3 separate regions of the Homo sapiens genome follow, and all the other regions are linked to region 3. Evidence: chromatin loops called from intact Hi-C (ENCODE). Cell type or tissue: IMR-90. All regions are shown on one strand.

Evidence for each region. Peaks named below come from ENCODE experiments on the same cell type or tissue, not always from the same donor. Only the 100,000 strongest peaks of a DNase experiment are listed, where the experiment ranks them.
Region 1: a loop joins it to region 3, with 5 times the contacts of the local background. A loop is called at or near these places in 10 of 110 quality-filtered maps.
Region 2: a loop joins it to region 3, with 5 times the contacts of the local background. A loop is called at or near these places in 104 of 110 quality-filtered maps.

The regions. Positions count from the first base shown.
Region 1 is chr4:147,152,673-147,160,672 of GRCh38, forward strand. No RefSeq gene overlaps it. Among named protein-coding and RNA genes, the nearest start is that of MIR548G, 190 kb to the right of the region's middle. In IMR-90, no CTCF peak of the experiment used is centred here; no DNase peak of the experiment used is centred here; H3K4me3 peaks cover 757 bases; H3K27ac peaks cover 589 bases.
Region 2 is chr4:147,704,841-147,712,840 of GRCh38, forward strand. No RefSeq gene overlaps it. Among named protein-coding and RNA genes, the nearest start is that of ARHGAP10, 23 kb to the right of the region's middle. In IMR-90, a CTCF peak has its summit at 3,513; a DNase peak (open chromatin) is centred at 5,361.
Region 3 is chr4:147,862,942-147,870,941 of GRCh38, forward strand. ARHGAP10 (Rho GTPase activating protein 10) reads left to right here. Exons shown (of 23, transcript NM_024605.4): 6 at 1,905-2,015; 7 at 3,771-3,875. Among named protein-coding and RNA genes, the nearest start is that of MIR4799, 84 kb to the left of the region's middle. RefSeq lists enhancers at 3,857-4,534, 4,535-5,211 and silencers at 3,964-4,188, 3,987-4,036. In IMR-90, CTCF peaks have their summits at 570 (motif pointing left) and 4,048 (motif pointing left); DNase peaks (open chromatin) are centred at 3,090 and 4,030; H3K27ac peaks cover 396 bases.

The sequences.
Region 1 (8,000 bases), 710 kb before region 3:
TAATTTTATAATTGCCAGGAATCCTACAGGCATGGACCCTCAGCTAGAGAATCCCCAAACTTGAAGGCTTATCAACTGTTCTTGGGACCCTCTTAATAAACCATGCCTAGAATGAATTAACCTTCTCCTCAGGCCCTATTTTGGAACTTCACTGATACATAGTTGTTAGGTAAGAATCTCTCTTGTGCAATTATATTCCGATATTGTTTTCATGTTTTAGGAGTACAGCTAGTAATTAGAAATAATTATTAACATCTAAATGATAAATGCTGCTGTATGGTATCTCCTAGCGTGGCCATATAGTAGCGCAAAGGAGAAATTGGACATTATACTAACAGTGGATTTGTGAGATATAAGAGAAGGTTGTCCTTTTAAACTAAAAGAAATATTTTTAGGGTTTAACAAGGAATACTCGATGAGGAGATAAACTTTTATAGTGTGCTATTAGACCAAAAGATTTTCTTATTTATTTAGCAAATATTTGCTGTTTCTAGATTGGTTTTGCCAGCCTTTCACAAACAATGTTTCAAAGAATAATGGTTCCAGCAATAAGCTAGTTTAAAATAAAAAGTTTCATGTTTAAATGATTGTGAGAATATGGGATATTAAATCCCCCTCTTGGAGATTCCCAATATATGCGACCAAAATAAAGGTTACGTAATGTTTATACAGCTATGAAAACCTCTTTAAAATAGTTTCATTTATTTGACCCTAAATACTTCCTGTATTTAACCTTAATAATTTCCTGTAACACTATTGTACTGCAACAATTTTAAAAGCTGATGTATTTTTCCATTCATCTGCTTATCCATTTTTTTCCTGATACCATATTATTTTAATTACCAGGAATTCAAATCAAGTTTAAATATCTCATAAAATCTTCTAAGCCATTATTTTTCTTCTCAAAACATTTTAGCTCTTCCTTGCATATTAATTTTTCTAAATTAATGTCAAGATATTTTCCAAGTTAAGAAAGAAACGTTGAGGTTTTTAAATTAGAATTCATTAATACTTTAAATTAAAAGGAAGAATAGATATATTTATTTGAATAAATCTATTCTTCAAGAACAGATTATATCTTCATTTGTCCCACTCATCATTTATGGAAGAGAAAATCACTCAGTACACTTTTAAAGTTTTCTTTATGTAGGATTCTTGCTTGTTGTTGTTGATATTGTTAGTGAGGTCTTCAGTTTCAGATAATAGAGTGTTTTTAGGAATTTAGAGAAAAATCTATTGACATTTTTCCCACATTTATTCTATACTAGCCAATTATCTGAACTATTGGAAAATTTGGTGGGATGATTTTTTGTTTTCCTAGATTAACATATTATATGAAAATAATAATAATCTTGTGTTTTATTATATATTATTATTGGTTGGTTTCTTGTTTCTGCTTTGTTTCTTATTGTATTGGTTTGAAATGGAAATGTTCATGGTAATGAAAGACATTCTTATTTCCCATGGTTTTTCACCATTAAAGATGAGATTGGCAATTGATTTGAGGTGGGCATTGGTTATCTTGTTAAATAATTATTCTTCAAGTCCTAGCTCACAGAGCTATACACAAACAGAGGCTTAATTTTTATCATGGGCTTTCAAAATCTTTCTCAATGATTTATCATTATTAACCTTTTGAAATAATTACATTATTTAATATTCTAATAAATAAATAACCCTTACATTCCTTGCTAACCCTAGTTAGCGATAGCGGATTGTTCTTAGATAGACCAAGGAATATGGCTTACTTATTGTTTAAGAATTAATATACATTCATAACAAGAATTGCTCTGAGGTTTTCTTTGGCTGGAGAGGGTGAGAGATAAGGAAAAGATCTTTTTCAGGTATTTTTGGCAGGAATATTGTCCATCATTCTATATGCTTCAAAATGATTTATTAATTTAACATATAGTATAAGAAGTATGAGCTCCTTTAAATATTCCTACAAATTAACCACAAAAATATATAACCTAGAGGCCGGGCGCGGTGGCTCACACCGGTAATCCCAGCACTTTGGGAGGCCGAGGCAGGCGGATCACGAGGTCAGGAGATCGAGACCATCCTGGCTAACATGGTGAAACCCCGTCTCTACTAAATATACAAAAAAAAAAATTAGCCGGGCGTGGTGGCGGGCGCCTGTAGTCCCAGCTACTTGGGAGACTGAGGCAGGAGAATGGCGTGAACCGGGGAGGTGGAGTTTGCAGTGAGCCGAGATCACGCCACTGCACTCCAGCCTGGGCAACAGAGCAAGATTCCATCTCATAAAAAAAAAATATATATATATATATATATATATATATACACGTACATATATATACATATATATGTGTATATACATATATATACATATATATGTATATACATATATATACACATATATATATCTAACCTAGAAATCTATAAGAAATTTTTATAAGTTAAAATTTTTGTTCCATAAGTATTGATCTGTTAAGATTTCTTTAAAAATTTTGTTTAAAATTGTGTGTGTGCATCAATGTTAGTAAAAGTTAGCTCCCTGTTAAAACAGATTCATCTGTTTTTTTGCATTGATAAGAAAAAGAGAATGCAAAATAGGTATCGTTGTAAAGAAGGATTTGGAGTCAAGTACACTTGAAGAACATTGAACTGAATAAATTTTAATAGGCTTGTTTACTGCAGAACTTCTCAGAACTCTCTATGTAAGAGAGTCCTTTGACTGTCTTAATAAGAGAGACATAAGCAGGTGGTAAGTCCCAAAATTATTTACTATGGAACTACTTCGCCCTGAGCATCCTGCAGATGGAATATACTTTGAGGAATGTCAACTTCTATCATACCCATCATATAGAAACAAATAGGTAGGTAGATAAACGGACAATTATGAGAAATTTTTGAAATATTGCTACAATTTGCCTATAAGTTTCATCAATATTTTTAAATTAATCATAATTTGTCTACATTTAAGGTTTTCTGCAATAAGTGCTTTCTTGATTGAATTTCCTTGTTCTTCATGGTTGTGAGTTGTGTAATGGTCACCTCAGGTCAGTCAACAGATCTTGAGAGTTCAACATAGCAGAGTATTCTTCTTTTGACCTTTTACCCTGGTCAGTATTTTCCCTTAGGCATTACTTGAATATTTTCCTTTTAGAAAGGGTTAGAAGTGCTGCTAATTGCCATTTAGGAAAGAGATTCTAAATGAACACTAACTAAAATAAACCATGACATATCAGAGTTGGGGATTATTAAAAAGACATTACCTAACTGAGGAAAAACATAGACACCTTTCTTATGTAACATTGCAATGGCCATGGCATTACAGAACCATCCTTAGCTAAAGATTTGTAGATGCTTTATCAATAATACACTGAAGACAGAGGCTGAATGTTTTCATTTTGGATAACTGGGATTTAACTCATTGGTAGACAAACACAGAGAGACTCATACATACATTCACACAAATATGTACACACACCCCTAAACTTTACTTTGGCAAAGCAAGTGAAAGACACACAAAAGGGAAAACGATAAAGGTAAACTTTACATCTTTCCTAGTGTTGCCTAGACCCAGCCTACACAAATCTAGTTTTTTTCTTTTTAATCACACTCCCCTAACCTTGTGGTTCAGTAACATCCATCTTAATATTGAGCTGTGGAACAAGGCTTTTTCAATCTGCTCACATGCCAAGATGTGTCAACAGCCAGGAAAAGTTATGAGCTCCATGTACATGAGTGGCTTTGCGGCAGCACAGGCCCTTCAGATCTCATCAGATCTCATCAGATCTCATCAGATCTCATCAGCTGGGCCTTTCAGAGCCCAGAATGAGAAGCCTCCTACTATTCAGAGGAAGGATAACAACCAAAATGTAAATAGCCTCATGTAGTTTTGTTAATTATCGAGAAAAATAGGCCCAAATTTTGTAGCATTCTTAGTGCACTCATATAGCTAACATTTCTGAAAAAAAAAACAATATATAGATTAAAGCACTAAGACTAAAACATACACTTTCACTCACTAGCCCAAGAGTTTTTGCTGTGACCCATGTATACAAACAGGAACTACTTTTGGCATCTGATAAAGGATTCATCCATGCCACAGAAACAAGTCTTGGATGTGATCTTTGTGTCTCACATGCTGAAGCCATCTTAGAGCTCACCATTCAGGCAGGGGGTAAAAAAAAAAAAAGGCTGTGGCAGCACATCAGGTTCTGAAAGGGGAAAGGCCCATCATACAAGGAGATTGGCTGTTCTGCTTCCGCAGACATGGTTCTCATTATCCCTGATCCTAATTGTCAAACTATCAGGAATAGACTTGGTCTGGAGAAATACAGTCCTTATTTCTCACTGGCAAACAGCAAACAACAAAAATCCAAACCACAATTCTCGTTTTCATGGTTGCAGCCGAGGAAATTTCCCATAACCTCTCCCTACCATGAAATTCAACTGTCGAAGTGATCCTAACTTGTACTAGTACACTGGTGGGAGTAGCCATTGCAGCCTGCCCAAATGGTTTACAAGGGCAAGATGGATGGGAAGCAGTTTCCAGCCCCTCATATTACAGAGTCAGGAGTTGTGAGTGGCCACGGGCATCCTTGACCACTGAGGTACAACTGTTCATCTTTGAAACTGGCTCTGCTACAGGAACATTTTTAAGTGTGATACATTTTAAGGGACACAGTGGTTTACATTTTAATAGGCAAAGAGCAAAATGAGTAGTTTGTGTGGAAACAGACCTACCCAGCTAAAGTCATTTGCAGGCCTCTGCCAATAGATTCTGGAATCCTATTTCTGAGCCCCCCTGGGATGGAAGGCAGCACAGCCGTCTGACTGCCGAGGAGAGGTCTGTCCTCATCCATCTGTATTTCCTGCCACTTTCTTCATTTCCTGCACTCTTGTCTGTTTACTCCATTCTCTCTTTTCTGGGCATTCAAAATACAAGTCTTTCTCCAATTCACCTGATTTCCTCTCTGGCTTTTCAGAGGCCACTACCAGCTGTTAGAACATCCATCTCCATCATGATCTGAGCAACTGAAAGGAGAGGCTCACCTAAGCTGCCTGATTGAAGAGAAGAAATCAGGAGAAGGTTGAAGCAGCAGCCAGGTGGGAGAAAAACCCATCTTAGCACTGCTGGCAAACCTGGAAACACAGTGATCCACCAGGTTCATCGCTGGGTCATTGGGCAATCCCCTCTGCCCTGGCACCTTTCACTGCTCTCATTCAATCAATGAACATGACCAAGTATCTATTACACGCATCAGGTCCCATGCTAATTGGGCGGTGGGAAGAGGATAAGATATAAAAGACCCAGTTCTATAAACTGTCAGCTTTCTGAGAGCTCCATATTCCCAGTATCTAGAACAGTAGATGGCACACCTTAGCCTCAAGTCAGTATTTGCTGTTTCAATTAAGTAACCCTAGTTACTGCCTGGGTAGAATGGCTTGATGCCCTGCTTGAGACCAGGAGTTACAGATTTTAGTTAGAAAACAAGGCTCTTCTCTGCTCTATTGCCAATCAGGGGCGAGTTTGTATCCTCAGAGGGCAGCAGCTGCATTCCTAGTATCATCTTTGCCTCATCCGCCACTCTGGCACTGCACAAACTGAGCCCCGTGAAGCGCCGCGTTCCCTCTCTCCCTGAAGCGACGCCCCCTTCCTTCTCAGAGGGCCCCCTGAGCTGCGTCCCTCTGCCCCAGAGCTGTGCCTGGCGTCTGGCTGTCAGGAGGCACCGCGGCCCCTCCCGGCAGCTCCCGGCCGTCCTGAGGCAGGCGCCGAGCGGGGTCAGCGGGGAGTCGGGGCTCCCTGGGCCTGTCACTCAGCAAGACTGAGCCAGGGCTCCCTGACAGCCCTCCAGACCCTAGGGGATAACCGTGTCCGTGTCTGTCTGTGCATCAGATCAGAGGGAACGAAGCGCGCTCCCCCGCCTAATTCCTCCCCTTCCCTGGAATGTCCACGAGTTCCTGCTAATGCTATTGTTTGCTTTTGCTTATGCACATATAAGTCTTTGGTACACACACACTGTTTTGTTGTGGTTTTTCTTTTCCTTTCTAAAGCTAATAGTTTGTGGTGGGGTGAAGATACGGCTTTGGGTGTGGATTCAACTGGGAAAAAGAAATGCAAGCAGGATTTAGAAAATAATAAAACCACTTAATACATTTCCAGAACTGCAATTATTGCTAGTGAGAAAATATGGATAGCAATTATTTTTAAGTTCAGTGAATTGAAAAGATTGGAACTAGAATAGGATTTAAGTAAAGAAGAAATTCCTTCTCTAAACCAATTTCTGGTTGCTCAAAATTCCCAGGATAAACTAAAGTATGAAAAAAATGATGACTTCATATTATCAAAATATACATAGATTTCTGATTTGTTTTAAATACATTTTATACTAGTAAAATTCATTGATGGTAGAGAATGTTTTCCAGTTATTATAACTGATTTTAATTAAGCAGTTTCATATGTCTGGATTGTGTGTTTTGAGGTATGGCTCATGATCGGTCCACACGTAGATTTTACCATTTTAAATTTGCATTGCTTATAAGACAGGCTTTGTAGTCACGTAACCTGGGTTCACCTCCTCATGTAGCCACTTACTGTATCATGTTGGGCAAACTTTCTGTAGATTTTCTCGCCTGCAAAATTAGGGATAATAGTACTTTATGAGATTGTTGGAACATTACATTAGGTACTACATATGAAAACTAAAAACTGTCTCACACAGAATTATCACACAATAAATATTAGTTATTTATTTTTGCTAACTAATTCTGCTCAAATAAGAAAACTATGGGCCATTTAAAATAAATTATAATGTCAACATATTTTAAAAATAAAATATTAGGCCGGGCGCGGTGGCTCATGCCTGTAATCCCAGCACTTTGGGAGGCTGAGGCAGGTGGATCACGAGGTCAGGAGATCAAATCTATCCTGGCTAACACGGTGAAACCCCGTCTCTACTAACAATACAAAAAAATTAGCCGGGCGTGTTGGTGGGCGCCTGTAGTCCCAGCTACTTGGGAGGCTAAGGCGGGAGAATGGCGTGAACCCGGGAGGTGGAGCTTGCAGTGAGCCGAGATCGCGCCACTGCACTCCAGGCTGGGCAACAGAGCAAGCCTCCGTCTCAAAATATATATATATATTATTGTCCTATTTATATATTTTGGCATTTCTGAACTTTTTTGCAACATATATACAAATTCAAAAATAATTCATAGCAATAATATATAATTAGAATATATTGAAATGACAGGGCTCATTAGTAAGCTTTTAAACATTAGTCAGTCTAAGATTTGGTTTGGAAGAGATCGAGAAACACATTCAAATCTCAACCTTATTTTACAGAAAAGTATTAATCTTGTTTATTTGAAGTCAAGGTCAATAGTATAAATTCTGGGGACGATTGATGAACCAATTTGCAAAGGACATGTCACTAATAATCCCCTTCTTGACTAGAGACAATAACATAGACACCAGCCCCTACTTATAGTGGGACCAAAGGAGAATGTGTCATCTATCTAGAAATAATAAACTTATTTTCAATGCCAACTGTCTCACAGTCTATAATTTCATGTGAACCAAACACATAGCTATGATTAACTAAATCCTTCCACTTTTCAACTAGCTTTTGTACACAAACACATGTAAACGCACAATACCAAATTAACTTTTAGTTGTGTGCTATTAATTCAATCACCTTGAAAACAGGTTTTTATAGAGTCAAAATAATAAAAATTTAATATAAATATTTATTCTCAAGCTTAGGCAAAGGGACACCCTTCCCATATCATTTTAAACAACCATTAAAAACAAAAATATTCCATGTGTTTCTCGTAAACTCCCTGTAGCCTCTTAGACCTAATTTTATTTCCTTCATTTATATTATTCCCTTTTAATTACATGATCAATAAATAAATACGGATATCTGATGAGATCTGACAATTATTTTTGAGACTTTTAAGTTTACTTTTTAAGAAAACCTAAATCCTGGGAGGTAAAAATTTTGAAAATATTTGATCAGGAGATAAGGTAT
Region 2 (8,000 bases), 160 kb before region 3:
TTTTAATATCAACATCCCATACCAGAGTAATGCATTTGTTACCATCAATGAACCTACTGTAAAATAAATAAATACTAAATAATAAATAAATAAAAGTGTAGGACTTCCAAATTTATTTTGATAAAGAGAAAAGTTAAACCCTAAAAGCTGACTCACATAACACGACTGTTTTTCTTCTGTGGTGCATGACCATTGCTTTCTAAACTTTGTGTTGAGATGTTATACATTAACCAGAATCCCTATTCTTAATTCAAACCTAGACTAAATGCTGTAAAAATAGAGACCCTATGACTGTTACAATAAAATGTTAAACAACCCTGTTAGAGTGTAATCAATAGTAGCCCATCAAATCTCATATCTATATGTTAGTCTTCATATAGAAAATGTTATTTTGTTCAACACCTCTATTTTGCCTATATAAACCATCCTCATTTCTCATTTTTCTCCACATCAGGTCACTAATCACCATTCTTTTATTTTCCCCCCCGAGGCTGGAGTGCAGTGGTGCAATCTCGGGTTATGGCAACCTCCATCTCCCAGGTTCCTGGGTTGAAGCAATTCTCCTGCCTCAGACTCCCAAGCAACTGGGATTACAGGGGCCCACCACCACACTCAGCTAATTTTTGTATTTTTAGTACAGACGGGGTTTCTCCATGTCGGCCGGACTGGTCTCAAACTCCTGATCTCAGGTGATTCACCTGCCTTGGCGTCCCAAAGTGCTGGGATTACAGGTGTGAGCCACGGCACCCAGCAACTAATCACCATTTTGTGTGTGTGTGTGTGTGTGTGTGTGTGTGTGTGTGTGTGTGTGACAGAGTAGTGCTCTGTCACCCAGGCTGGAGTGCAGTGGCGTGATCTCGGCTCACTACAACCCCTGCCTCCCAGGGTCAAGTGATTCTCCTGCCTCAGCCTCCTGAGTAGCTGGGATTACAAGTGCCAATCACCATTCTTTGGTGTAGCTCTGCTACCCAGATGGCTGCCCTCACACTTGGCTTTTAAATAAACTCTTTTAACTAGATCCTAAGCTTTTTGACTATTTTAGGTTGACACTATATTGCAAATCATCTCCTGCTCTGTTGGTTTCATCATACCTCAATAATAAAAAAAGACATCTTAATTTTAATTTTAATTTTAATTTTATTATTTGTAGAGATGAGGTCTCCCTATGTTGCCCAGGCTGGTCATTATTGTTTTAAAATATCATTTTTAGGCCAGGTGTGGTGGCTTACCCCTGTAATCCCAGCGCTTTGGGAGGCTGTGATGGGAGGATCACTTGAGCCTAGGAGTTCAAGACCAGCCAGGGGGAAAAATGTGAAAGATCTTAAATTTCTGGCCAGGTGCAGTGGCTCATGCCTGTAATTCCAGCACTTTGGAAGGCCAAGGTGGGCAGATCACCTGAGGTCAGGAGTTTGAGACAAGCCTGGCCAACATAGTGAAACCCCATCTCTAATAAAAATACAAAAATTAGCCGGGCGTGATGGTGCATGCCTGTAATCCCAGCTACTTGGGAGGCTGAGGCAGGAGAATTGCTTGAACCTGGGAGGCGGAGGTTGCAGTGAGCCAAGATCACAATTGCACTCCAGCCTGGGTGACAGAGCAAGACTCTGTATCAAAAAAAAAAAAAAAAAGTTATGTTTACACTACCCTGTAGTCTATTAGGTATGCAATAGCATTATGTCTTTAAAAAAACGTGCATGCCTTAATTAAAAAATGCTTTATTGCTAAAAAAAAAAAAGGCAAACCATCACCTGAGCCTTCAGCAAGTCGCAGTTTCTGCTCATGGAGGCTCTTGCCTCAATGTTGATTGCTGCTGACTGATCGATCATGGTAGATGTTGCTGAAAGTTGGGGTGGCTGTGGCAATTTCTAAATAAGACAACAATAAAATTTGCTATATTAATTGACTCTTCCTTTCGAGAAAGATTTCTCTGTAGCACATGATGCTGTTTCATAGCATTTTACTCACAGTAGAACTTTAAAACTTGGAGTCAATCCTCTCAAACTCTGCTGCTCCTTTAGTAACCAAGTTAGAATATTTAGATAATATTTCATAAATATTCTAAATGGTTTGTTGTCATTTTGACAATGTTCACAATATCTTCACCAGGAGTAGATTCCATCTCAAGAAACCACTTTCTTTGCTCATCTATAAGAAGCATCTGTTCACGTTCTGTCATGAGATTGCAGCAATTCAGTCACGTCTTCAGGCTCCACTTCCAATTTTGCCATTTCCACCACATCTACAGTGACTTCCTTTAATGAAGTCTTGAACCCATCCCCCCAAAGTCATCTATGAGGACTGAAATGAACTTCTTTCAAACTCCTGTTAGTGTTCATATTTTGATCTCTTTTCATGAATGTCCAGGCAATAGCATGATCTCAGCCCACTGCAACCTCCGCCTCCCAGGTTCAAGTGATTCCCTTGCCACAGCCTCCCGAGTAGCTGGGACTACAGGCACGTGCCACCACGCCTGGCTAATTTTTGTATTTTTAGTAGAGATGGGGTTTCACTATGTTGGCCATGCTGGTCTCAAACTCCCAACCTCAGGTGATCTGCCCACCTTGGCCTCCCAAAGTGCCAGGATTATAAGTATGAGACACTGCGCCCAGCCTGAAATTTAAGATCTTTCACATTTTTCTCTTGCACATAGCAATGATCGGAATGACAGTGGGAACCAGGAGAATAATTTCTGTGCATTTCTTTTTTTTTTTTTTTTTTGAGACAGAGTCTCGCTCTTTCGCCCAGGCCGGACTGCAGCGGCGTGATCTCAGCTCACTGCAAGCTCCGCCTCCCGGGTTCACGTCATTCTCCTGCCTCAGCCTCCCAGGCAGCTGGGACTACAGGCACCTGCCACCACGCCCGGCTAATTTTTTGTATTTTTAGTACAGACGGGGTTTCACCGTGTTAGCCAGGATGGTCTCGATCTCCTGACCTTGTGATCCGCCCGCCTCGGCCTCCCAAAGTGCCGGGATTAGAGGGTTGAGCCACCGCACCCGGCCATTTCTGTGCATTTCTATAGGAAACTGGCTAAGCAAGTTCAGAGTCAAAATCCTTAAGCCACTTCATGGATTTAGGATACAAGAGGAACCTGAAGTTAAAGGACAGAACACCTAAACATACCTCCTGGTGAGACACCTTGCTTTTCTCCCAAACAACTCAGGCTGGACAGACACAAAGATGTTATGGGGCGGGGCGGTGTGGGGGAGTCAGGCTAGTCCCAGGGAATTGTGGAGAGGAAGAGTCAGGTCTCAGAAGTAAGCAAGTAGGACCTGATGCCTAAGCAGAGGGCCCTGGGGCTGTGTCCTATAGTAACATGGATGGGGCCAGAGACTGGAAAAGCCCCAGCAGAGAAGAATGTTTTTCGTATTTTTATCAGGGAGCTATTGACATTGTATATGGACTTGTTCTGCACATTTCAGTATATTTACTATCCCTGCCCTATGCCTACTAAATGCCACTAAATCCCGAAGTCACTGTGACTAGAAATGTCATGCACAGTTCCAAATGCCCACTAGGGGGCCTGTATCACCCTTGATTGCCATTTATCACATATTTGCTAATAAACACACTTCCTGATTAATGTAGTGGGATACAATCGGATATCATAATTACTATTTCTCTTCTTCACAGGTTTTACAGTTTCTCTCCCAACCACCAGGCATCCCTCTTCACCCACTAAATCAAAGCAATTGGTTGCTTCAGGATAAGGGTGACATAGCCAAGAACGAAGATGACAACTGCGTTTCTGAATGGAATTTTAAAATCAAAGGTGAAACAGTAGGCTTTTTATTATAAGAGCCAGGTTTTTGTTTTGTTTTGTTTTGTTTTGTTTTGTTTTAAGAGAGGAAACAAGTTTTCAAAGTTCTAAATAAGTTAGAGCTGGGAGGACTCAGGGCGGAGTGATTATACCATAAACCAAATCATCAGGAGGTATGAAGTTGTTTACCAAAAGAAAATAAAAGTTCAACTTGCTGAAAGAGAATCTGAGGGCATGTTGTCAGAGGCATTTGAACCAGAGTGCCTCCATCTTGAATAGGGGCTGGGTAAAATGAGGCTGAGAGCTACTGGGCTGCATTCCCAACAGGTTAGGCATTCTAAGTTACAGGATGAGAAAGGAGGTCAGCACAAGGTACAGGTCACAAAGACCTTGCTGATAAAACAGGTTGTGGTAAGGAAGCTGGTGAAAACCCACCAAAACCCACCAAAACCGAGACAGTGACGAGAATGACTTCTGGTCATCCTCGCTGTTCATTATATGCTAATTATAATGCATTAGCATGCTAAAAGACACTCCCACCAGTGCCATGACAGTTTACAAATGCCATGGCAATGTCAGGAAGTTACCCTATATGATTTAAAAAGGGGAGGAACCCTCAATTCTGGGAATTGCCCACCCCTTTCCCGGAAAATTTATAAATAATCCACCCCTTGTTTAGCATGTGACCAAGAAATAAGGCTGGGAACAGTGGCTCACGCCTGTAATCCCAGCACTTTGGGAGGCCGAGGCAGGCGGATCACTTGAGGTCAGGAGTTTGAGATTTGCCTGTCCAATATGGCGAAACCTCCGTCTCTGCTAAAAATGCAAAAATTAATGGGGCCTGGTGGCGCGTGCCTGTAATTCCAGCTATTTGGGAGGTTGAGGCTCGAGAAGCATTTGAACCCTGGAGGCAGAGGCTGTGGTGAGCTCACTGCATTGCACCACTGCATTCCAGCTTGGGCAACAGAGTGAGACTCGAAAGAGAGAAAGAGAGAGAGAGAAAGAAAGAGGGAGAGAGAGAGAGAGAGAGAGAAAGAGAAAGAGAGAGAGAGAGAGAGAGAGAGAATAACCATAAGAACAGCCCAAGCAGCGGCCCACGGGGCTGCTCTGCCTATGGAGCAGCCATTCTTTATTCCTTTACTTTCCTAATAAACTTGCTTTCACTTTATGGATTTCTCTCGAATTCTTTCTTGCGTGAGATCCAAGAGCCCTCTCTTGGGGTCTGGATTGGGACCCCTTTCTAACAATGTGACTAGAATGTAGATGCTGGTAGGTGCCCAGGAAAGAACTGTACCCCCTTCCCACTTTCCTCAATCAGCTAAGAAGGCAGGAAATTCCCCAGGGGGATAGTGAAGACTTTAGAGCAGAGAGGGTCTTCGCCTTGCTTCCAGCAGGCCTCACTGAGAGGCCCCCGCTCACCACACACGGAGGAAGGTGTCTCAAACAGATACTCCTCCCCACTCTCCAGGACACTGAACATCCCACAGTTTCAGAAGCCTCCCCACCAAAGCAATACAGAAGTGGGTAAAAGTGGGCAGGGCCTTGTGGTGGGAGTGAGGCTAGCAGACACAGAGCTGCAGGGAAAGGGGCTGACCGCCAAAGGCTAGCGGGAATGGCCCATGCCAGCACATCCTGAGTCAGATGCCTCTGAGGTCTATACAACATAAATCCCCAGGAAAAAAGAAGGAAAAGAAAGATGGGCGAAACCTTGGACCAACTTAATTTAAATATGTAAATTGCAAAGTTCTCATAGAAGGTTAAGTTTCTGTGGGAAAGGAACTGACTTAGTCCATTTTCTATGCTTAACAGAATACCTGAAAATGAATATCTTTTTTTTTTAAATAAAGCCTTTTTATAATTTATCTTTTTTTTTTTTTTTTTTTTTTGAGGAGTCTCGCTCTGTCGCCCAGGCTGGAGTGCTGTGGCACGATCTCAGCTCACTGCAAGCTCCTCCTCCTGCGTTCATGCCATTCTCCTGCCTCAGCCTCCCTAGTAGCTGGGACTACAGGCGCCTGCCACCACGCCCGGCTAATTTTTTGTATTTTTAGTAGAGACGGGGTTTCACCTTGTTAGCCAGGATGGTCTCGATCTCCTGACCTTGTGATCCACCCACCTCGGCCTCCCAAAGTGCTGGGATTACAGGCGTGAGCCACTGCGCCTGGCCTAATTTATCTTTTTTTTTTAAAAGAGCCATCATACGGTGAAGGAGCTGAGCCAGCTCAGGTTTCTCTTCCTCTTCTCTTAAAGCCACTGGTCCCACTTGCATGAAAATCCATTAATCGATTAAGCCATGAATTTGTGAATTCATGAATGGACTAATCATTTCATGAGGGGAAGAGTTCTTAAGAGACTGTCACCTGTTAAAGGCCCTCTCAATACTGCCACATTGTGGATTACGTTTCAACATGAGTTTTGGAGGGGGCAAATATTCAAACCATAGCAGAGGCTTAGCAACCAAGAGCAGTACTAAGGACATAAAGAGTCCATGAAATTTATCCTCAATATACCAGTGAGTATTTATACCATCTTTTTTTTTTTTATTTTTATTATGACCATTTTTTTGAGACAGAGTTTCGCTCTTGTTGCCCAGGCTAGAGTGCAATGGCATGATCTCGGCTCACCGCAACCTCTGCCTCCTGGGTTCAAGTGATTCTCCTGCCTCAGCCTCCTGAGTAGCTGGGATTACAGGTGCACACCACCACACCCAACTACTTTTGTATTTTCAGTAGAGATGGGGTTTGTCCATGTTAGGCTGGTCTCAAACTCCCGAACTCAGGTGTCCCAAAGTGCTGGGATTACAGATGTGAGCCACTACACCTGGCCTATCCCCTCTTTATTTAAGCCCTTTAAATTCGCAGGGAGTACCTAATGTCAAATATCAGCAGTTTAGTTTGTTCAGGATTAATTATTTGTGTAGTTTTGATGACTATGTATTGAAAACAAGTGCTCCTTTTACTTCTGTGTGATTGCAAATACCACTGAAGTAGCCCCTAACTATATAGGGGCCGAAAATTGCCATTATCTAATCCATTGATCATCTAATCTATTGATAATGGCAATTTTCAGCCCCTATGTAGTTAGACAGATTGCAGTCTGTCCAATTTTATTTTTATTTTTTACACTTATTGAATTAGAAAAGCATGTCCATTTTTAAAGCAATGAAATATCTACTCCATATTTGTGCTAAGTATAGTTTTAAAATTAACTATCACAAATAAAACAGCAACAGCTTAGACTTCAGGGTAGTTTTCTTCCTAAGAAATTCCTAAATTTCTTAGGAATTCTCAATTTCTAAATTGCAAACCACAGTATAAATTCAGAAAATTCCACTTTAGATTTGAATACAGCTCCAGGAGAGGATGATTGTCTCTTTGTTATACTCTTTAGAGGTTTGTTTTTTTTTTAATCTGTCATTACATTCAGATTTTAAATTCAATAAACATACACGATATACATCTCTTTGGAGGTGACCAAAACAGACATTCCTCTTATTTCACACACACCAAGTAAGCCTACAGTTAATGTTGCTTTGATACTGATGAGAAACTCGTATTTTATGTTAGCAATTTCTACTTTTCTGTCTCTACTGAAAATTCTTCTGAAAAGAATTTTAACTTCTTTTCAAAGAATGCCAAAATAGTCTGGAAAAAAACCCAAAAATCCAAGAAAACAAAACCCCAAAAAACAACAAAAGTCTTAAGCTTTTGGCCGGGCGTGGTGGCTCATGCCTGTAATCCCAGCACTTTGGGAGGTGGAGGCAGGTGGATCACCTGAGGTCGGGAGTTCGAGACCAGCCTGACCAATATGGAGAAACCCCCGTCTCTACTAAAAATACAAAATTAGCCAGGCATGGTGGCGCATGCCTGTAATCCCAGCTACTCAGGAGGCTGAGGCAGGAGAATCACTTGAACCGGGAGGCAGAGGTTGTGGTGAGCTGAGATCGTGCCATCGCACTTCAGCCTGGGCAACAAGAGTGAAACGCCGTCTCAAAAAAAAAAAAAAAAAAAAAGTCTTAAGCTTTCATAAGCACATAATCAGATCTTTCCATCTTTCATGGGGACCGTTGATTGGTAAATTCTGTTTTATGTTACAAAAGAGCAAAGTGGCTGTGTTCTAATACAGTTCTAGTTTTGCAACAAAAGTCTTGTAAAATTTTATATTCTCATTATTAAACGTGGATTTTAAGGGGCAGCCTCCATGCCTTATGACAAAACTAAGTGATAAAGGAATGTGCTGGTCAATC
Region 3 (8,000 bases):
TTCAGATGAGTGTTAGGTAGAAATTCTCATTTTAGCTTAGTAATATATATTAAAGTATTTGCTGAAATGGTTTTTATTACATTTTGAAATGTGTTTCAAATGTGTTAAATGCTTTTCAAAAACAACACATTTTTGGTTATAAAACGTGAATAAAATTTCAATAAAATGTATGATTTTATTTTAAAGTCTATGGCCCAGTGGTATTAAGTACATTCACATTGTTTTGCAACTGTCACCACCATGCATCTCCAGGGCTTTTTAAAAAATCTTCCCAGACTGCAGCTCTGTACCTATTAACAATAACTCTCCATTCTCCCCTGCTCCAGCTCCTGGCAGCCGTCGTTCTGCTTTCAGTTTCTATGAATTTAACTACTCTAGGTGTCTCATGTGAGTGGGATCATATAGTATCTGTCCCTTTGTGACTAGTTTATTTCACTTAGCCTGATGTCCTCAAGGTTTATCCATGTTGTAGTATGTATCAGAATTTCCTTCCTGTCTAAGGCTGAATAATATTCTGTTATACATATGGATTGGCTACATTTTATTTACTCATCCATCCATCCATGGGCATTGGGGTCACTTTGCCCCCTGCTGCTATGAACAGGGGTGTACACATATCTGTTCGAGTCTCTGCTTTCAGTTCTTTTGGGTATATGCCCAGCTGTAGAATTGCTGGGTCATGTGGTAATACTATTTTTCATTTGAGGGAAAAATTTATTTTAATTTTTTGCTGGGAGTTGTGCCTGTTAACTGCTGGTGGCTGAACTATTGAATTCTGGTTAATGAAGCCACAAAAATATGATTTTGAGGAGTGTTAGGTAGAAATGTTCATGTTAGCTTAGTAACACGTTATGTTTCAATATTATTTTACTTAAAGCACTATTTTTCACAGTGCTTGTACCATCTTGCATTCCCACTAATGATGCACAAGGGTTTCAGTTTCTTGACATCCTCACCAACACCACTACTTTTCTTTTTTGTACAGTAGCCACCCTAGTGAGTGTGAGGTGGCATCTCCTTGTGAGTTTGATTTGCATCCTAATGATGAGCGATGTTGAGTGTCTTTTCACATGCTTATTGGCCTTTTGTATATCCTCTCTGGAGAAATGCCCAGATAAATATTTTTAAGAGTAAAATTAGCTAAGTTAGGAAAAATATCACATGATACCTAGTAAGAATGGTTTCTTGGACATGAGTTCTCTCTCCACTATTCTCTGTGGAGTCCTGCTCTTCTCCCAGTTCCTTTCTAGTTAGGCAAGCTAAGCTGGAAGCTTTTTTTGGAATAGCGTCCTGACCAGCTGGTGCCCCCTTCTCTCCCAGGGGATCAGACGTTCTGAGGGCCGCAGATGGGCGTCCAGCCCTGGCCCGCCTTTGAGAGCCGGGTTCTTGAGATGCTGCCATGGCTGGCTCCTTCTCACTTGCCGCCATCACTCCCTGAGCGCTGAGGTGCTGGGCCCTTTCTCAGGCAGACTTTATTCCTAGAGGATTTGTTCATCGAAATGTTTGTTGATTGTGATTGCATGTGGTTCAGCCTTGGGGCATCAGTTGTGGTTGGGGTGAGTTTTTCAAGAAGAGAAGTCCCTTTGATCTTCAGTTCTTGGGGGTCAACTTCAACAAACAGAGTAGGAGTCACAAGCTTTTTCTGCAAAGAAACTGATAGTAAATATTTTAGACTTCTGTGGACCATAAAGTTCCTGTTGCACCTGCTCAATTCTGCTGTTGCAGCAGGAAAGTAGCTGCAGACAATACATAAATGAATTGTCGTACCTGTGTTGCAATACTTTATTTACAAAATCAGGCAGCACACCGTATTTTGGCCCATGGACCACAGTGTGATGACCTCTGATGTAGCGTTTCACTTTTCACCATCTCCAGTTTGACTAACCTCTGTGATTTTAACATAGGCAGATATCCAAGTAGAGCAGAACCGGCAACACTTCTATGAACTGTCTCTCGAGTATGTGTGTAAGCTGCAGGAAATCCAAGAAAGAAAGAAGTTTGAGTTTGTGGAACCTGTGAGTATTGCCAAGTTGTTTGCTGGTGGATTTTTGCAATGTAAGATAAGTATTTATTTTCCTAGATCTGATTTATGGTTTATAGTTACTAGAGGCCATAGTGCATAAACATGAAAGAGACATATTAAAAAGGGCAGACACAGATAGCCATGAAGTCAAGGAATTGCCTCTAAATCAGTGGTTCTCAGCTGTATTTGCACTGATAATACACGTAATATTCCCATTGCTACATGATCTCAAGGAAGGCAACCATGTGCAATTTCTGCCACCTTAGCCTATAGCTCTATCTTTTAAAAATTTCTCTGAAATAATTTATACTAGAATGAGTGAACATGGGTTGTTTATACCGGTTCAAACTTTGGTACTTTAAACAATCGTTTGTAACATGACTTCAAACACAATTCACAATGCTTATGGCAATCTAAGTTTAGAAGCAGGATATGGAACATTTGAGACAATTTTGTGAGTTACTCTAACATTTCTTTTTACTTATATTAGAAACACATGATTTTTGTTTGTGATTATATAGATGTTTTCTAGTAGCTTCAGTTGTTTATATATGAAGATGTATGCACATGAATGTATATATCATAATGTAAAGGATATTTCATGTGGATTTCAGCAAAAAAACACTGGATCTCATTCTCAGGATTCATTTTAATTTTAATATCGACTTATTGAATGGTTTCTTTTTCTTAAACAGCTTTATTAAGATAATATTCACACAGTATACAATTTACTCATTGTGAGTATGGTTTATAGAAACAAGAATAACCAAGTAATGATTAAAAATGAGCATTTGTGGAGCTATGGTTTAGTTGGAGCGATAGTCATTAACCTAAACCATTAGAGAAAAACTCAACCTCCTCAAAGCTTTCTTTTTAATGTGAAATAATAATAATGGCCTGCTTTTATTGGGCATTTATAATGCTCAGTCTCTGTTCAAGCCATTGTTCTAAGTGTTGTACCGAACTCATTATTCCACACTATAACTCAATGAGGAGATAAGGAAATAGAAGTAGAGAAAGGCTGAGTAATTTGCCTAAGGTCCCATAACAGGTCATGGCTGACGTTGGGAATGGAGCCTGCTGGGTGTCAGAGCCCCAGATTCCTAACCACCCACGGTGTGGCATTTGGAAGAAAATGAATCTCAAGATTTCCTTAACTGTCTCCCCAGATCACTTCTTTTTACTTCTAGATTTATTGACTTACATGTGGAGCAGAGGCAACAGCCCTCTAATTCAGAGACAGGTTGGGAGTTGGTAGGAAAGTAAAGGTTTAATTACGGGTTTGAGGCTGCCCCTGGCAAGTCATGGAATATCTTTGTCAACAAAACACAGGGGTTGCAGTCTGCTGGATGTGGCTGGGGAGAGCCTGGAGCTCTTTGATTCTGTGATTTTACTTTCTTAAAGATTGTGTCAACCTATAGTGATAAGATTTCAATTACAAATATTGGGATTCTCCTGACTAAAGAGGACAAATGGATGACTTAATAATTCAATTTTTCCTGCAGAACATGCCATATAAGCTGTCTAATGGCTGTGATATTTAAGGGAAAAAAGCATCATTTTCTATAAAGACCAATTAATAGATAATATGTACTTGTGTTTACTTGAATATTAGTGACTTCCCTTTAATCAGTTTATTTCAGTGGAATAACAGTGAGATGGCGGGGGGAACACTTGGTTGTTTATATGATTCTTTTTTTCTCCTGAGTTTTTTTGTGCTAATATCTCTTTTCTTCCTGTGTCTTAGATGCTGTCATTTTTTCAGGGGATGTTTACCTTCTATCATCAGGGCCATGAACTTGCCAAAGACTTCAATCACTACAAAATGGAACTACAGATCAACATTCAGAATGTAAGGAAGTGAAAGCTTTCTTTATAAAAAGATGTTTGAAAAGTATTTTTCATTTGTGTGTTGTATGAAAAGCCTTAATTAAATGAAGACAATGCTGATCTGTTTGTACTGAGAAACTGAGGGTATGCTGCCACCTGCTGGTCAACTCTTGGTGTGACCAACTGCTCTACAGTTGGTTGAGGCTTGGGAAATTCTGCCACCTGGCGGCTTTTCCTGCAGTTTCTGGGTCAATTCTAAGGATAAGCTTTGTTATGTTAACTCTAAATCAGCTATGTCTGCTACAGACAAAAGAGCACTCCACTTTAAGGCATTGAATTTATAATGCACTACTTAACTGGGCATCTTGATTTTTGTTCCCAGATAGGCTTATCATTTGAGTAGAATTTCTTCCCTACATTTTATGCATATTTACTAATGCATTGGTGTTTACAGTTGCTATTGGTCTTGAATATTTTCCTTTGGAAAATGTGTGCTTTCTGCCAGGTCTCGGATAAAGAGATTTAGGAGAATGTTATTAAGCAGTACACTATATGTCATTTTGATCAGGTGGTATATGTTTTTCCTCTCAGTGCTAGTTGATCCTGGAAGCGTCCTCACTGACAAGCTGGTCAGGGTATGTTGAGTGTAATTTGAGGTCTCATTAGGAATGTAGTGAGATAGCTTTGTGACAGACTCACAGCACATAGTGAAAGACACACAGGTAGATGGATGGGAAGCTGTGGTTGTTGCCTGCTCTTCATTTCTTTCACAATTAGAAGTTGAGAGTGGGCCGGGCACAGTGGTTCATGCCTGTAATCCCAGCACTTTGGGAGGCCTAGGCGGGCAGATCGCGAGGTCAAGAGATTGAGACCATGCTGGCCAACATGGTGAAACCCTGTCTCCACTAAAAATACAAACATTAGCTGGGTGTGGTGGAGTGCGCCTGTAATCCCAGTTACTCGGGAGGCTGAGGCAGGAGAATTGCTTGAATCCGGGAGGTGGAGGTTGCAGTGATCCGAGACCGTGCCACTGCACTCCAGCCTGGGCGACAGAGTGAGACTCTGTCTCAAAAAAAAAAAAAAAAAAAAAAAGTTGAGAGTGAATACCTTTTGTGTAGATTTTGTTTCTAACTTTTTTTTTTTTTTATGTACAGTTCCTTATACTAAGGAGTGTAGCTGATAAAACCTTATTTTTATAATTTATGTGTCAACTTGTATTTGAGGATTGTTTGGACATTCAGCTGGGCTAATGATAGAGTTCTGGAGTAGATTCTTTTTCTGCTGCTGTGGTCTCACAATTTGTGAAAACAGTTATAAAATATGTGGTATGACTATAATGTGACAAAACTTAAAAATCCAAAATGGGTATGTGTGGATTCATTCTAGTCACCCCAAAATTGTCCCTGCAGGTAGTAGAATATTGAGTCTAATGTTGTTGAGTTTTTTTTGTTTTTTTTTTTGAGACAGGGTGTCACTCTGTCGCTGAGGCTGAAGTGCAGTGGCACAACCACTGCTCACTGCAGCCTCAACCTCCTAGGCTCAAGTACTCCTCCTGCCTCAGCCTCCTGAGTAGCTGGGACTGCAGGTGCATGCCAGCACACCCAGCTAATTTTTTTTCTTTTTGGTAGAGATGGCATCTCATTGTGTTGCCCAGGCTGCTCAAACTTCAGGGTTCAAGTGATCCTCCTTCCTCAGCCTCCCAAGATCCTGGCATTACGGGGGTGAGCCACCATGCCTGGCTGATGTTGAGATTATTCAGAATATTTTTGCAGGCAGCAGAAAACAGTTATGTAAAAAGAACAGTAGATAGTTCACGTAAGTGGTCCCCAACCTTTTTGGCACCGGGGACTGGTTTTAAGGAAGACAATTCTATAGATGCAGTGGGGGTGGGAGAAGGTAGGGGATGGTTTCGTGATGAAACTTTTCCACCTCAGGTCATCAGGCATTAGATTCTCATAAGGACTGCACAATCTAGATCCACGTGCGCAGTTCACAATACGGTTCATGCTCCTATGAGAATCTGATGCCACCGCGGATCTGACAGAAGGTGGACTCAGGCTCACCTGCCGCTCACCTCCTGCCATGTGACCCGGTTCCTAACAGGCCATGGACCGGTACCTGTCGGCAGCCTGGGGGTTGGGGACCCCTGCTTGAGATTATAACTTATGTTTTCCCCTCTGCTTACTGGCTATATAATCTGTGGAAATTCACCTTGTCTGTCTGGACCTCATCTGTTAAGTGCAGGGCTGGCCAGAATGAGAACCTTCAGGCAGGACTGTATATACAACTTCTAGAATCAAGGTAAAATGAAGAAGATAGTGCCCCTTATTTAGAGATAATTAAGAGTTTCAGATCAGAGGCATTTGATCATTAAAGCAAGCAGAAGCTCTTCTGAGCGCAGGGCCCTGTGGACTGCATAGGTGAATGCCCTGAAGCCAGCTCTCTGCCTCAGACTCTGGGGTGAGCTGTGGGGAAACATCAGTCTCTTGGGATGTTGAGTGAAACTCCTTGCACGGCTCGTTTATTTGTGGAAGTGTGTTTATAACACACCTGTTGGGGGGGCGTCTGTTTACCTTATATAAACCAAAAAACTTTCAGAGGCATTAAATATTTAGATGGGAATGAGCAATATTCTGTCTGGAAATCTTATGAGCAAACCTTGAAGCTAAGCTATCATTTGAAATGTTTCACAAAATGACCTGATTGGAATCCTTAATATATTGAGAACTTACACAATTGACAACAGTGATCATTTTCTGTAGAGAAATGGGGAAATGACAGTTTATTGAAAAAAAAAAAGCCTTTTTTGTATTCTCTGTCACTTAAGGATGTGGTCATCAGTAAATCTCCCTACATTCTCAACTTTTTCTCTAAATATTCCTCTCTTGATTTTATTTGGCTGTTTCTTAATAAACACTCTTACAACTCAGAGTTTCTCTCTGCGTCACCTTCAGTATTGAGAACACCTGATCTAGGTGGCGTCTTTGTTCTTCAAAATTTTAGCTTTTAGCTAATTTTTTATCAGAAACACAAGCACTTATGAAAAGCAGGTCACTCATTCTGTATCATCTGCTATACCTCAGTGATGTTGTAATTTGCTCATTTCTTGGCCATTCATCTCATTCCTTGATGTCAGTTTTTTATTATAATAAAGAGAAAATGCTGGGTATATAAAACAACATATTGTTGAAAAAAGTCCCAGTTTGTGTGTGTGTGTGTGTGTGTGTGTGTGTGTGTGTGTGTGTGTGTGTTTCATTTATTTGTTTGTTTGAGAGGGAGTCTCGCCCTGTCACCCAGGCTGGAGTGCAGCGGCCCAATCAATCTCGGCTCACTGCAAGCTCCGCCTCCCGGGTTCATGCCATCCTCCTGCCTGTAGTCCTAGTTCATGCCATCCTTCTGCCTGTAGTCCCACCTGCCACCATGCCCGGCTAATTTTTTTGTATTTTTTGATAGAGACGGCGATTCACCGTGTTAGTCAGGATGGTCTTGATCTCCTGACCTCGTGATCTGCCTGCCTTGGCCTCCCAAAGTGTTGGGATTACAGGCGTGAGCCACCGCGCCCGGCCGCATATATGTATTTTAGGAAACATAATCAAATGTTAACTGCCTCTGCATTATAACATCATAAATATTTTGGTCATCTTTTAAGTATTTAATTTTAGTAAAAAAGCAAAACTTTATAATCAGAAAAAGGTAAAAGGTATTTAAAAGCGAAAACCTATTTTTCCCCATCTGATAATACCTATTGTATTGTAAAAGTGGCTAGACTTTTTTTTTTTTTTTGAGAAATTGAGTCTTCATTTTCTATAATCTAGAGTAATAAATGGAAATCAAGAAAGCAGCAAGATGGCTTTTAGGAAATGGGTTTTCCAGAAGAAATTTGGAAATTGCCTCAAATTTAAAGAATATTTTAAGAAACTAATTTTGCACTTTTGTGATTTCTGTCTCCCGAAGAATGTGGGGAAGAAGAGACTAGAATAGAATTCTTCCTGGAAGGAAATACAGTGTGCAAAATTTTAGGATTTGTAAAGAGTCCCTAGAAGATAACAAGAATGGGTAGGAAGTATTTAAGAATATGGGCAAAATATTTTTGTCGCAATGTTCTAAGGAAAGTAGAATACCAAAACTACAGACTGTGTGTGTGTGT